2 separate regions of the Homo sapiens genome follow, and region 1 is linked to region 2. Evidence: chromatin contacts called from ENCODE Hi-C or POLR2A ChIA-PET data. All regions are on one chromosome and are shown on one strand. Each heading gives the region's core, a stretch centred on a gene start or an enhancer-like site at or near the end of the contact. The rest is flanking DNA. Distances are from core to core; before and after follow the strand shown.

Evidence for each region. Hi-C counts contacts between places; a loop is a spot of excess contacts on that map. ChIA-PET counts read pairs that join two places held with the same protein, here RNA polymerase II (POLR2A). Pooled maps may share reads with other maps.
Region 1: a loop to region 2 is called in a pooled map, with 3 times the contacts of the local background. The contact joins two enhancer-like sites. A Hi-C loop is called at or near these places in 1 of 37 single-sample maps with no recorded cell type and 5 of 50 pooled maps. POLR2A ChIA-PET finds 5 or more read pairs at or near these places in 1 of 52 experiments (activated B cell).

Annotation. Positions count from the first base shown.
Region 1 is chr9:131,652,641-131,658,796 of GRCh38, reverse strand. All of the region lies in intron 1 of RAPGEF1 (Rap guanine nucleotide exchange factor 1), which reads left to right. Among named protein-coding and RNA genes, the nearest start is that of RAPGEF1, 84 kb to the left of the region's middle. RefSeq lists enhancers at 1,767-1,846, 3,014-3,514. Within about 2 kb of position 2,181, at least 29 of the 41 ENCODE cell types and tissues checked have a DNase peak (open chromatin) inside an H3K27ac peak, as active enhancers do.
Region 2 is chr9:131,249,762-131,255,396 of GRCh38, reverse strand. No RefSeq gene overlaps it. Among named protein-coding and RNA genes, the nearest start is that of FAM78A, 24 kb to the left of the region's middle. RefSeq lists enhancers at 1,014-1,515, 2,711-2,760 and a silencer at 2,467-2,783. Within about 2 kb of position 2,641, at least 19 of the 41 ENCODE cell types and tissues checked have a DNase peak (open chromatin) inside an H3K27ac peak, as active enhancers do.

The DNA of each region.
Region 1 (6,156 bases), core at 932-3,431, 400 kb before region 2:
AGAATGAAATATTGGCATCTGGCAGACCACTTGAAGAAATTGGGTTGGCTTTGATGTCTTTTTGCTCTGCTTGGTTTTCTGTTGAGACATGATTCTGTGAGCAGGCTACATCCTCTCCTCCGGCCCATCCTCTTTCTCTCTCGGTAGAGAAGGACATTCATCCGACAGCCAGATCTGTAGCCTGCGATGGTTGCCCAAGAAAGTGGCTGCTGTTGGTAACATCACAGTCAATTTATACAGAAATTGTTTGTAAGCTCATATAAGCCACCCTTCCTCTGGAAGGAATGACTAGCAGATTAGTCACTGGGAGTCTCTGACCTTGGGGTAAATGTAACATGGAGCAAGAGTCTGAGGCTTTCTGTTCTCAAGTTCAGGTGAACTTGAAGTTGCTCTCACAGATTAGATAGATCACAATAAAATACACCAGCATATGGCATTTCCAGGTGAAGGAGGACTTTTGTGTCCTTTCTTAGACATGGCCATGTGGGAAAGTTTGCATGTCTGGCAACCCCAGGTGCCGGGAGGAATATGGAGCAACTAGGACTCTCCCAACCTTGCTAGTGGGACTGTAAAGTGGCATAGCCACTTGGGAGAATTGTTTTGCAATATCTGTAAGAATCAATGTGGCATATACCCTACAATCCAGCCGTTCTGCTCTTAGAGGACTGTTGGCATGTGTTCCAGGAGACATGTATGAGCAGCATTGTTTATTAAAGCAAAAATGCTGGAAGCGACCCAGTGTCCACTGACAGGAGAGCAGATAAATAAAGCTGGGATTATGGAATCTACGGAATTTCTCAGCATTGAAAACGAAATCACTGATACACCCCAGCATGCCTGAGTGTCAGGCCTGCTATTGAGTAAAAAACAAGAGCGTGAGAATCTTTACAATATGCCATCACTTAGGTAACGTTCACAAACTTATAAGTTAAACTGTATATGTCGATATAAACTATCCTGAAAAGTAAGGGATGATAAGTCTGAAAGTCAGAGTCGGGCTGCCTGTAGGGAAGAGATGTGGCTGTAGAGGAGCACATGGCAGCACCAGTGGAATCCATCCGCTTCTCGAGCTGCACCATCCAGTGTGCCAGTCACCAGCCCCAGGGGCTGTTTACACAGTTAACTCACAGTTCAGTGCCTCAGCCACAGCAGCCACAATCAGGCCTCAGTAGCCACTAGTGCCTGTCGTGTTAGACAGTTCAGGTACCGGCCGCCTCCATCGCTGCAGAAGGTTCTGTTTGCTAGGCCAGATGGTGGGTGCCTGGATTTGATTCATTCTCTATAACTTGTACATATATATATTTGTATGAAATCTTTAAATTTTTTGTTTTAACTTCAATTCTAGAAAATTACTAAAGAGACGCATATACAAATTCTACAGTGTAACTTCCTAAGTGTGAAAAGCAGGGGAATAGCAAGAGAGCAGTTGGTGGCACTGCCTGCGACGCAGCAGTCATGTGGGAACACTCCCTTCACGTCGCCCTCCATCCCAGATGATTGACGTGCATGAGAAAGGGGCAGGGAGAGTGCATCTGTCTGTCTGTCTGTCTGTCTGCCTGCCTGTCTGGAGCCGTTGGCGAGATTGCCCTAACAGCAGTGTTCATGTGAGGGCACCTGTCGTTTCCTCCCCACCCTGCTATCGCAAAGCATTATAGTACCTCCTCAGCACTCAAAGGCATAGTGTGAATGACCTTGAGAATCACCTGAAGCCTGTGCTGCTAACCCAAGGTTTCAAGAAGGATGTGACAAACATACTGTCCTAGTTAGTGCTGTCCTCGATTTCCAGCGTTGAGAAGGTTGGTTGTCATTTGAAAGAATCTCTTCTCTCTGCCTGATTTATGGCTTCTTGTGCTAGAGCTGGCTGTGCTGAGGTGGATACCCTGAGGAGGGAGATTTATTGGTAGGCATTGCACTGTCTTTAGGTGCTGACATGTTTTCCCAGCCTTGCCCAAGGCAGACAAGAATTGTGAGTGCAATAATAAACCTCTTGAGTTCCATCAACAGCTCATAGGCAGAAGTGCCCTTAGTTGGTCCCTGCCCTTGCATGAACCTGAGAGGGTTTTTTGGTGATCGACCTCTACACCTCACTTGTCTACCCCAGTTCCGCCGTGGTCATGACGGCGCAGTTGTGAATCTTGCCAGCTCCTCAGCCCCATGCCTGCCTGAACAGCAACTCAGGGCAGTAGACAGTGGAGAAAGCGGAAGTTGGCTCACCCAGCCTGAAGATCTTTGAGCACCAGAGAACCCACGCATCCTGCCCAGACTTCCCCATTTGTGTCTGCTTTCCCTGCTTCAGTCCTACTCAACAGGATACAAGTCACATGGATTAGGAAACTGCTCTGACAGCCCATCTGACTTGGGAACCTGCCTGGTGAGGGAAGAGGCTGTGTCTTTTAGGGACACTGTGGGGCTGCCATCAGAAGACATGGAGTAGGGACAGCAATAGGATCCGTATGCAGGGAGGCAGGTTAAACCAAAGAGGGAAATAGACTAATAGGCTAAAAGCCAGATTGAGACTTCTGGTTCAGTGCCAAAGGAAGAGAAGAGTGGGCATTTATAAGGTCTCATTTACTTAGAATAGTGAGTTAAATGTTCAGTGTTGCAGAATAACTGGATGAAGATCTGGAAGCAGCTGGGAAATAAGAATTCGGTATCTATCGACCTTGCTATGCATCCAAGCTCCTTGTGTTGAGCGGGTGCCGTGTGCCAGGCATTTTGTGAAATACCTTATTGTATTATCCACAGTAAATATCTCATTTAATCTACATCACATCAGCCATCTCAAGAAATATAATGTTATCTCACTCATTTTCCAGACAAAATAAGGGAAAGATTTAGAGAGATGATATCTAAGTATTTGAATGCAAACATTCTGACTCCAGTGCACACCCCCCTTTTAGAAAATTTTTTGGCCGGGCGCGGTGGCTCACACCTGTAATCTCAGCACTTTGGGAGGCCAAGGCAGGTGGATCACGAGGTCAGGAGATCGAGACCATCCTGGCTAACACGGTGACACCCCGTCTCTACTAAAAATACAAAAAAATTAGCCAGGCGTGGTGGCAGTCGCCCAGGCTGGAGTGCAGTGGTGCAATCTTGCACTGCATGCTCTGCCTCCTGGATTCACGCCATTCTCCTGCCTCAGCCTCCCGAGTAGCTGGGACTATAGGCATGTACCACCAGGCCTGGCTAACAGTGCACACCCTCTTAAGCATCACATGAAGGATTAGACTGTTCACATCCATGTTGAAGTATAAAGAAGGAAGTATAAACTGTAAATGGGATCCACCCTGCTTGGGTGAAGAGAGAGAAGAGGCAGGACAGAGGGGAGCGGGAGAAGTCACACCATCCCAGTTCATTTGAATGCGAGGGATGACTGCTGACATATGAGGGCTGGTGTTGAGAGCCTCCTGACCCTGTTGAGCTGTTCCAGGTGAGCTAGCCAGGTGCAGCAGCTTCCTGTTGACTTGTGTCCCCATCTGGGGACTAAGAAGGGCTTTCTGCAGCTCTGGCCATCACACAGCTGTGAAGCTGTTTGGTTTGACCACATGTGAATGCGGGTCAGGCCCTGGCTTTTCTCTTTGGTCCAGAGCGCAGTGGGTGCCTAGGTAATTTGCAAAGGGCAGGTAGTTTATCTGATCCTGCCTGGCCACCTGGAAGGTCTTTAGCAAGGGAACTGAACTTTGGCCTTGTTAAGTCACGTGCAGCAATAGTAGACAGAGTGAGAGCCATGTAGTGCAAGGTGCCGTGCTATTTATTTGGAGGGTTGTTTTGTTTGGTTTTCTGGTTTGTTTTGTTGTACTAAATTGCTGGAAAAACTTGACAGAGGGAGTGCTTTTTATTTTTAAAACTACAGGTATTTATTTTTCCATTGCGTAGGACAGTGTTTTGTTGCTTAATTTTCAGCCAATTTCAAGTATTTCTGCTGTTACTAAAAGAAGCAGTCTTCTTCCTGGGATATTTTTGTTGTTGGTTGGTTTCTTCATTTGTTGAATATATGTTTACTGATTATCTTCTATGGGCCAACTGCCATGTCAGCACTGGGAAAACAGGCATGAACAAGACAGGTACAGTCCTCAGGGAACTTGTCCCCCAAGCCTTTATTTTTTTGAGACAGGGTCTCGCTCTGTTGCCCAGGCTGGAGCGCAGTGCTCACTGTAGCCTCTAACTCCTGGGCTCAAGCAGTCCTCCCACCTCAGCCTCCTGAGTAGCTGGGACTACAGGTCTGCACCACCATGCCCAGCTAATATTTTGTAGGTAGAGACAAAGTCTCACTCTGTTGCCTAGGCTCCAACTCCTGGGCTCAAGTGATCCTCCCGCCCCAGCCTCCCAAAGTGCTGGAATTACAGGCATGAACCACTGCGCCCAGCCATACTTGCATTCTTGTGAGGAGACAGGTTTAAATAAATCGATTAATAAGATGTTTTCAGACACTGGAACTGGTTGTAATAATGCTGAGATGAAGGAAGACTGCCAGTGGGCTTTTTTAAAAAAATAGCTTTATTGATATATAATTCACATATCATACAATTCATTCAAAAAGGGTACAGTTCTTTTTTTTTTCTAGTAATTCACTGGGCTATACAACCATCACCATATTCTAATTTTAGAATACTTTTGTACACCAGGAGAAAAAACTCCATACTGATTATAGCAGCCCCTCTCCATCTCTGCCCCGTCCAGTCTTAGGCAACCACCAATCTACTTTCTGTCTCTATGGATTTGCCTATTCTGGACATTTCAAATGAATGGAATCATACAATATATGGTCTTCTGTGGCTGGCTGCTTTAGCTTAAATAATGTTTTCAAGGTTCAACTGTGTTGTAGCTGATCCGTACTTAATTTATTTTTATTGCCAAATAATATTCCATTGTATGGATATAATACATTTTATTTAGTCATTCACAAACATGGACATTTGAGTTTTTCCCACCTTTGGCTATTATGAATAATGTTGCTGTGAACTTTCCTTTGACTTACCTGTACAAGTCTCATGGATTTAGGCTTTCATTTCTCTTGCAAATCTGCCCAGGAGTGGAATTTCTGGGTCACATGTCAACTCTGTGATCTTGTGAGAAACTGCCCGACATTTTCCAAAGCAGAGAAACCATGTTACATTCCTACCAGCAATGTGTAGGGCGTTCAGTTTCTCCAGTCCTCACCAACACTTGGTACTGCCTTTTTTATTAGACCTAGTGTGCGTGAAGCGTTACATTTCCTTAATGGCTAATTATGTTGACCGTCTTTCCATGTGCTTATTGCCAATTTGTGTATCTTCTTTGGAGAATGTCTGCTCAGACTCTTTGCCCATTTTACATTGGGTTACATGCCTTTTATTCTAGAGCTGTAAGAATTTTGTAATGTTTTCTGTATACAAGTCCCTTATCAGGTATAGCTGACCCTCCATATCCGTGGGTTCTGCAGCCTCTGCTGATTCAGTCATGGTCAGAAATATACAGGGAAAAACAATAAAAATAACAGTGTAATAATGCAGATTTTAAAATAAAGTATAACTATTTACATAACATTTACATTGTATTTGGTATCGTAAGTAACCTATAGATGATTTGAAGCATGTGGAGGATGTGTGTCATACACAAATATTCCACTGTTTTATATAAGGGACTTGAGCATCGTGGATTTTGATCCCCGCAGAGGATCCTGGAACCAAGCCCCTGAGGATGCTAAGGGATGGCTGCATATGATTTTTAAATAGAGTCATGCTCTGCATAACGACATTTCAGTTAGTGACAGACCACATTATAACATATGTAGGGCAGACCACATTATAATCTTATGGTCCCATAAGATAATCATAAAGCTGAAAAATTCCTGTCGCCTCGCCTGATGTAGCCATCATTACATCCAGCGCAATGCATTACTCACCTGTTTGTGGTGATGCTGGTGTAAATATATAGCACATATGGTTATGTACAGTACGTAGTACTTGATAATAAATGACTATGTTACTGGTTTATGGATTTACTCTACTTTTTATCATTATTTGAGAGTATGCTTCTGCTTACTAAAAACAAAAAAGTTAACTGTAAAACAGCCTCAGGCAGATCCTTCAGGAGGTGTTATAAAAGAAGGCATTGTTATCATAGGAGATGACAGCTTCTTGCATTTTATTACTCTGAAGACCTTCCAGTGGGACA
Region 2 (5,635 bases), core at 1,392-3,891:
AAAAAAAAAAAAAGTGTGATGGCCTGTGGCGCTTGCAGGCCCTCGGAGGTTTCTAACAGCCCAGGTGATCTTCTGTCGCCTCTGGCTTGGTGGTTCTCTTGGTCATCCTCTATCCTGCTTGGGCGCCCCCACAGAAATGGCTTCCCACCTGGTTGGGGTCTGGGCATAGGATGAAAGCAAATATTTTACTGTGTGACAGTCCAAAAATTGCCCATCAGGATCACAGGGCACAACCAGCCACTCCGGTGCTGTCCAGGCCCCTTCCTGCCACTGCTGACCCTTCAAGTATGCTCTTCCCCTTCAATCAGTGAGGACGCTGCCCCACAGAAGGGACCAAGGGGCTTGCCAAAGGTCACTTTTCTGGGAAGATGCAGAGCTAGGCTGGTTTCAAACACCCGGCCTTTGACCCCGTGCTTTGTCTCAGCTCCTTCTATGACACCCCAGCCTTCTGGTACCCCAGTTCTACCAGACTGCCCTCAGCTGTCCTGTTGCTAAGGTTCCTCGGCATGACGCTGAGTCCGAGTCCTTAGCAGCCCTGTTGACCCTGGACGATGGAAACTTTTTTTTTTTGAGACGGAGTTTCACTCTTGTCCCCTAGGCTGGAGTGGAATGGTGCAATCTCAGCTCACTGCAACTTCTGCCTCCCGGGTTCAAGCAATTCTGCCTCAGCCTCCTGACTAGCTGGGATTACAGGCGCTCCACGCCACGCCCGGCTAATTTTTATATTTTTAGTAGAGATGGGGTTTCACCACGTTGGCCAGGCTGGTCTCGAACTCCTGACCTCAGTGATCTGCCCGCCTCGGCCTCCCAAAGTGCTGGGATTACAGGCTTGAGCCACTGCGCCCGGCCGATGGAAACTACTAAATGCAAGCGAACACGTCGGAGTGAATGAACTCCATCTCTGTGCCTGTGTGCAGGGAGGTGAACCCGAAATCAACATGGGAACTGGCGAAGGCCAGCCCAGCTCCCTTCAGGCCCAGACGGCACGACTTGGAATGCAGAGGCAGGATTAGTTCCTGTATCAGCCTGAGCCCTGGTTCTTATTTCATGTTCCCTTTTCAATCAGACAGAAGAAGGGTGGGTGTTTACGGCGGGCCAGACACAGCTGGGAGCCCTGCACTATTCCTGGCTGCCACTTGCCTTGCTGAGTGAGGCCAGGCTTGTCGCTCAACCTCACATGCCTGAGTTTCCTAATCGTCAGGCCAGAGACACGCACACTTACCCTGTCCTCCCCGGTCCGGGGCCCAGCAAAGGCATAGCAGTTGTGCTCCGTGTTAAACATGCAAATGGAGCCCCCAGAATAATCACACTGAGCACCAGGGCTTAGCTCAGAGACCAGGGACTCTTCTCTCTAAATACGGCTCAATTCTTCTGCAACATCTAGACCACAGGGGCCTGGCTTAGTGATGTGGGATTCTCAGCATCCATGACAAATGCAGACTGAATGCTGGTCAGACAGTCACACAAACGTATTAAAATGCTTTACCTCAGCTTTATTGGGATACAGTTCACATACCACACAACTCACCTATTTAAAGTACGGTTCTGGCTGGGTGTGGTGGCTCCTGCCTGTAATCCCAGCACTTTGGGAGGCCAAGGCGGGCAGATCACCTGAAGTCAGGAGTTCAAGACCAGCCTGGTCAACATGGCGAACTCCTGTCTCTACTGAAAAAAATACAAAAATTAGCAGGGCATGGTGGCACACGCCTGTAATCCCAGTTACTCAGGAGGCTGAGGCAGGTGAATCACTTGAACCTGAGAGGTAGAGGTTACAGTGAGATTGCACCACTGCACTCCAGCCTGGGTGACAAAGACTCCATTTAAAAAAAAAAAAAAAAGTGTACGGTTCTGGCCGGTGCAGTGGCTCCTGCCTGTAATCCCAGCACTCTGGGAGACCGAAGTGGGAGGATCTTGGGCTCAGGAGTTTGAGACCAGCCTGGGCAACATAGTGAGACCCCATCTCTACAAAAAAACTTAAAAATTAGCCAGGCATAGGCCAGACTCAGTGGCTCATGCCTGTAATCCCAGCACTCTGGGAGGCTGAGGCAGGTGGATCACAAGGTCAGGAGTTCAAGACCAGCTTGGCCAAGAGGGAGAAACCCTGTCTCTACTAAAAATACAAAAATTAGCTGAGTGTGATGGCGGGCGCCTGTAACCCCAGCTACTCGGGAGGCTGAGTCAGAGAATTGCTTGAACCCGGGAGGCAGAGGTTGCAGTGAGCCGAGATTGTGCCACTGCACTCCAGCCTGGGTGACAGAGTGAGACTCCATCTCAAAAAGCTAACAACAACAACAAAAATTAGCTGGGCGCGGTGGCACATTCTCGTCATCCCAGCTACTCAGGAGAATGAGGTGGGAGGTCGAGGCTGCAGCGAGCCCTGATCGTGCCACCGCACTCCAGCTGGGCGACAGTGAGTCCCTGTCTCACAAAATAAAAGCAAATAGAAAGTGTACGGTTCTATGGTTTTAGTATATTCACAGATACGTACAATCACCTTGGCCCAGTTGGGCTCTAGAATAAAGTAACCATAGACCGGATGCCTCGTCAACCACAGAAACCAATCCTTCACAGTTCTGGAGGCTGGAAGTCCAAGATGAAGGCGCCCACAGTTTCTGCGTGGTGAGGGCCACCTCCTGGTTCACAGAAGCGCCTCCTCGCTGTGCGGTCATGTGACGGAGGCCGGAAGGCAGGTCCCACAGCCTCTGGGGAAGGAGAGCCCAGAGTAGCTGAGGAACTGGGGTGCCCACACCAGCCTGCTGGGGGCTTCAAATGTTCTTTTAGGAGTGACAAGGGAATCGACCTGCCCAGCTCTGCAGCCCTGGGGGCCACAGAGGACCGGGGCACAGCCGGCGCCTCTGCTCAGGGCTCCGGCCTCCATCTCTGGGAGCGAGCACCCGTGGATGCCTCACTCCACCCAGGGTCACTGTCGCGCAGCAGCAGCTTTCCAGAAGGCAGCCGGCCATTGACGAGTGACCAGGCGGAGACGGTGAAGGCCAGAAGTTCCTCCAGAGGCCGCGTGCCAGCCCCTCGCCTGTGAGGGGGGCCTGGGTCTCCGGGCTCCCCAGGACGGTGCTTCCTCTTGCAGCTGGGCCTGGAGGCCGGAGAGGGTCATGTGAGCCCTCCTGGGCGGGCGGTGCCTCTACGGCTGTGACCTTGAGCAAGTCCCCCTCCTCTCAGGTCTCGGTTTCCTAGGACATGGAGTGGGGACGGAGGTGGTTCCTCACCTCACGAGATTGCGGAGGCACGTGAAGCCGATGGTCCTGAGCTTCTGGACAAGTGCCCAGCCCAGAGTAAGCGCTTAGCAAATCCGAGTGATTCGGCGGCACCACTGAGCCTCGGTTTCCTCATCTGCAAGACAGGGTTACGCTTTCCTCACAGGGAGGAGGGTTCCGGGGGGTCATCAGGCAAGGCCCTCAGCACAGAACCGCCAATAGCTAACACCTATTATTGACCTTGTTGTAACAGGATGATAAAATGGTTTTCTTGACTGGGCGCCACGGCTCATGCCTGTAATCCCACCACTTTGGGAGGCCAAGGCAGGAGGATTACTTGAGCCCAGGAGTGGAGACCAGCCTGGGCAACATAGTAAGACCCTGATCTCTACAAAAAATAGAAAAAATTAGCCCAGCGTGATGGGGCATGCCTGTAATCCCAGCTCCTCCGGAGGCTGAGTCAGGAGGATTGCTTGAGCCCAGGAGTTCAAGGCTGCAGTGAGCTGTGATTGCACCACTGCACTCCAGCCTGGGTCACACAGCGAGACCCGATCCCTGCCCCACCCCCCACCGCCCAAAAAGCTTTTATTTGCTGCCCCAATTTTAGCTGAGACTTTGAGAGGACAAAACAATACAAGGGGTGAGGTCCCCCACCCCACAGGCCATCTTGCTGGACATGCTTTGAGGCTGTGCAGCGCCGTGGCCGGCATCTGTCCCGGGCCCACTTGGTATAAATGAGGCAGATAGATGAGGTGGGTGGAAGAAAGGCCCCTGGCCGAGCTGCTCATGTGGACCACGTGTCCCTTGGAGGGTGGGCTGCCTCCTTCCTGGTTGCAGCCTGACCGAGGTGGGCAGCCAGTGCCTAAGGTTTGATCCGTGTTAACCGCAATCACTGTCATTGGACTCATCATCAAAAGCATAGGTGCGGCCGGGTGCGGTGGCTCACGCCTATAATCCCAGCACTTTGAAAGGCCGCGGCGGGTGGATCACCTGAAGTGAGGAGTTCGAGACCAGCCTGGCCAACATGGTGAAACCCCATCTCTACTAAAAATACAAAAATTAGCCAGGGTGGTGGCAGGCTCCTGTAATCTCAGCTACTCAGGAGGCTGAAGTAGGAGAATTGCTGGAACCCGGGAGGCGGAGGTTGCAGTGAGCCGAGATTTCGCCATTGCACTCCAGCCCAGGCAAAAACAGCGAGACTCTGTCCCAAAAAAAAGGCATAGGTACATGTGGCTCCTGGAGTCAGAACTGTGGCTGGCCGCCTGCCTCCTTGGCAGGCAGTCACCTTCCCGGAGCTGCAGAACTTTTTCATCCTACAAATCTGAAACTACACACATTAAAGGACAGTTCCCCCTTCTCCTCTCTTTCCAGCCCCTGGCAGCCAGCACTCCACTCTAAGAGTTTGCCCTTTTGGCCGGGCGTGGTGGCTCACGCCTGTAATGCCAGCACTTTGGGAGGCCGAGGCGGGCGGATCACGAGGTCAGGAGATCGAGACCATCCTGGCTAACACGGTGAAACCCCGTCTCTACTAAAAATACAAAAAAATTAGCCGGGCATGGTGGCGGGCGCCTGTAGTCCCAGCTACTCAGGAGGCTGAGGCAGGAGAATGGCGTGAACCCGGGAGGCAGAGCTTGCAGTGAGCCGAGATCGTGCCACTGCACTCCAGCCTGGGCGACAGAGCGAGACTCCATCTCAAAACAAAAAAAAAAAAGAGTTTGCCCTTTTTTTTTTTTTTTTTTTTTTTGAGAGGGAGTCTCACTCTGTTGCCCAGGCTAGAGTAGAGTGGAGTTCAGTGGCGCCTCTCAGCTCACTGCAACCTCTGCCTCCCAGGTTCAAGTGATTCTCCTGACTCAGCTTCCTGAGTAGCTGAGATTACAGGTGCCTGCCACCACACCTGGCTAATTTTTGTATTTTTAGTAGAGACAGGGTTTCACCATGTTAGCCAGGCTGGTCTCGAAATCCTGACCTCAGGTGATCCACCCTCCTCGGCCTCACAAAGTGCTGGGATAACAGGCATGAGCCACCGTGCCTAGCCTTGAATTTCTCTTAAGTCTTAAGAGTAGGAGCAGGGGAGGTGATGTTGCTCAAACTCTTTTTTTAAAAAAACAGCTTTTTTTAGGTATAATTAACATATAATATGTAAAGTGAACAATTTTTTAGTTTTTAAGAGATAGGGTCTTGCTGTGTTGTCCTGGCTGGAGTGAAGTGGTATGATCGTAGCTCACTGTAGCCTCAACTTTCCAAGCTTAAGCCATCCTCCTGCCTCAGCCTCTGGAGTAGCTGGGACTATAGGCACAAGCTACCAAACCTGCTATTTTTTTTTTTTTTAAGACAAAGTCTCACTCTGTTGCCCAGGTTGCTCACTACAACCTCCGTCTCCCAGGTTTAAGCAATTCTCCTGCCTCTCCTGAGTAGCTTAGATT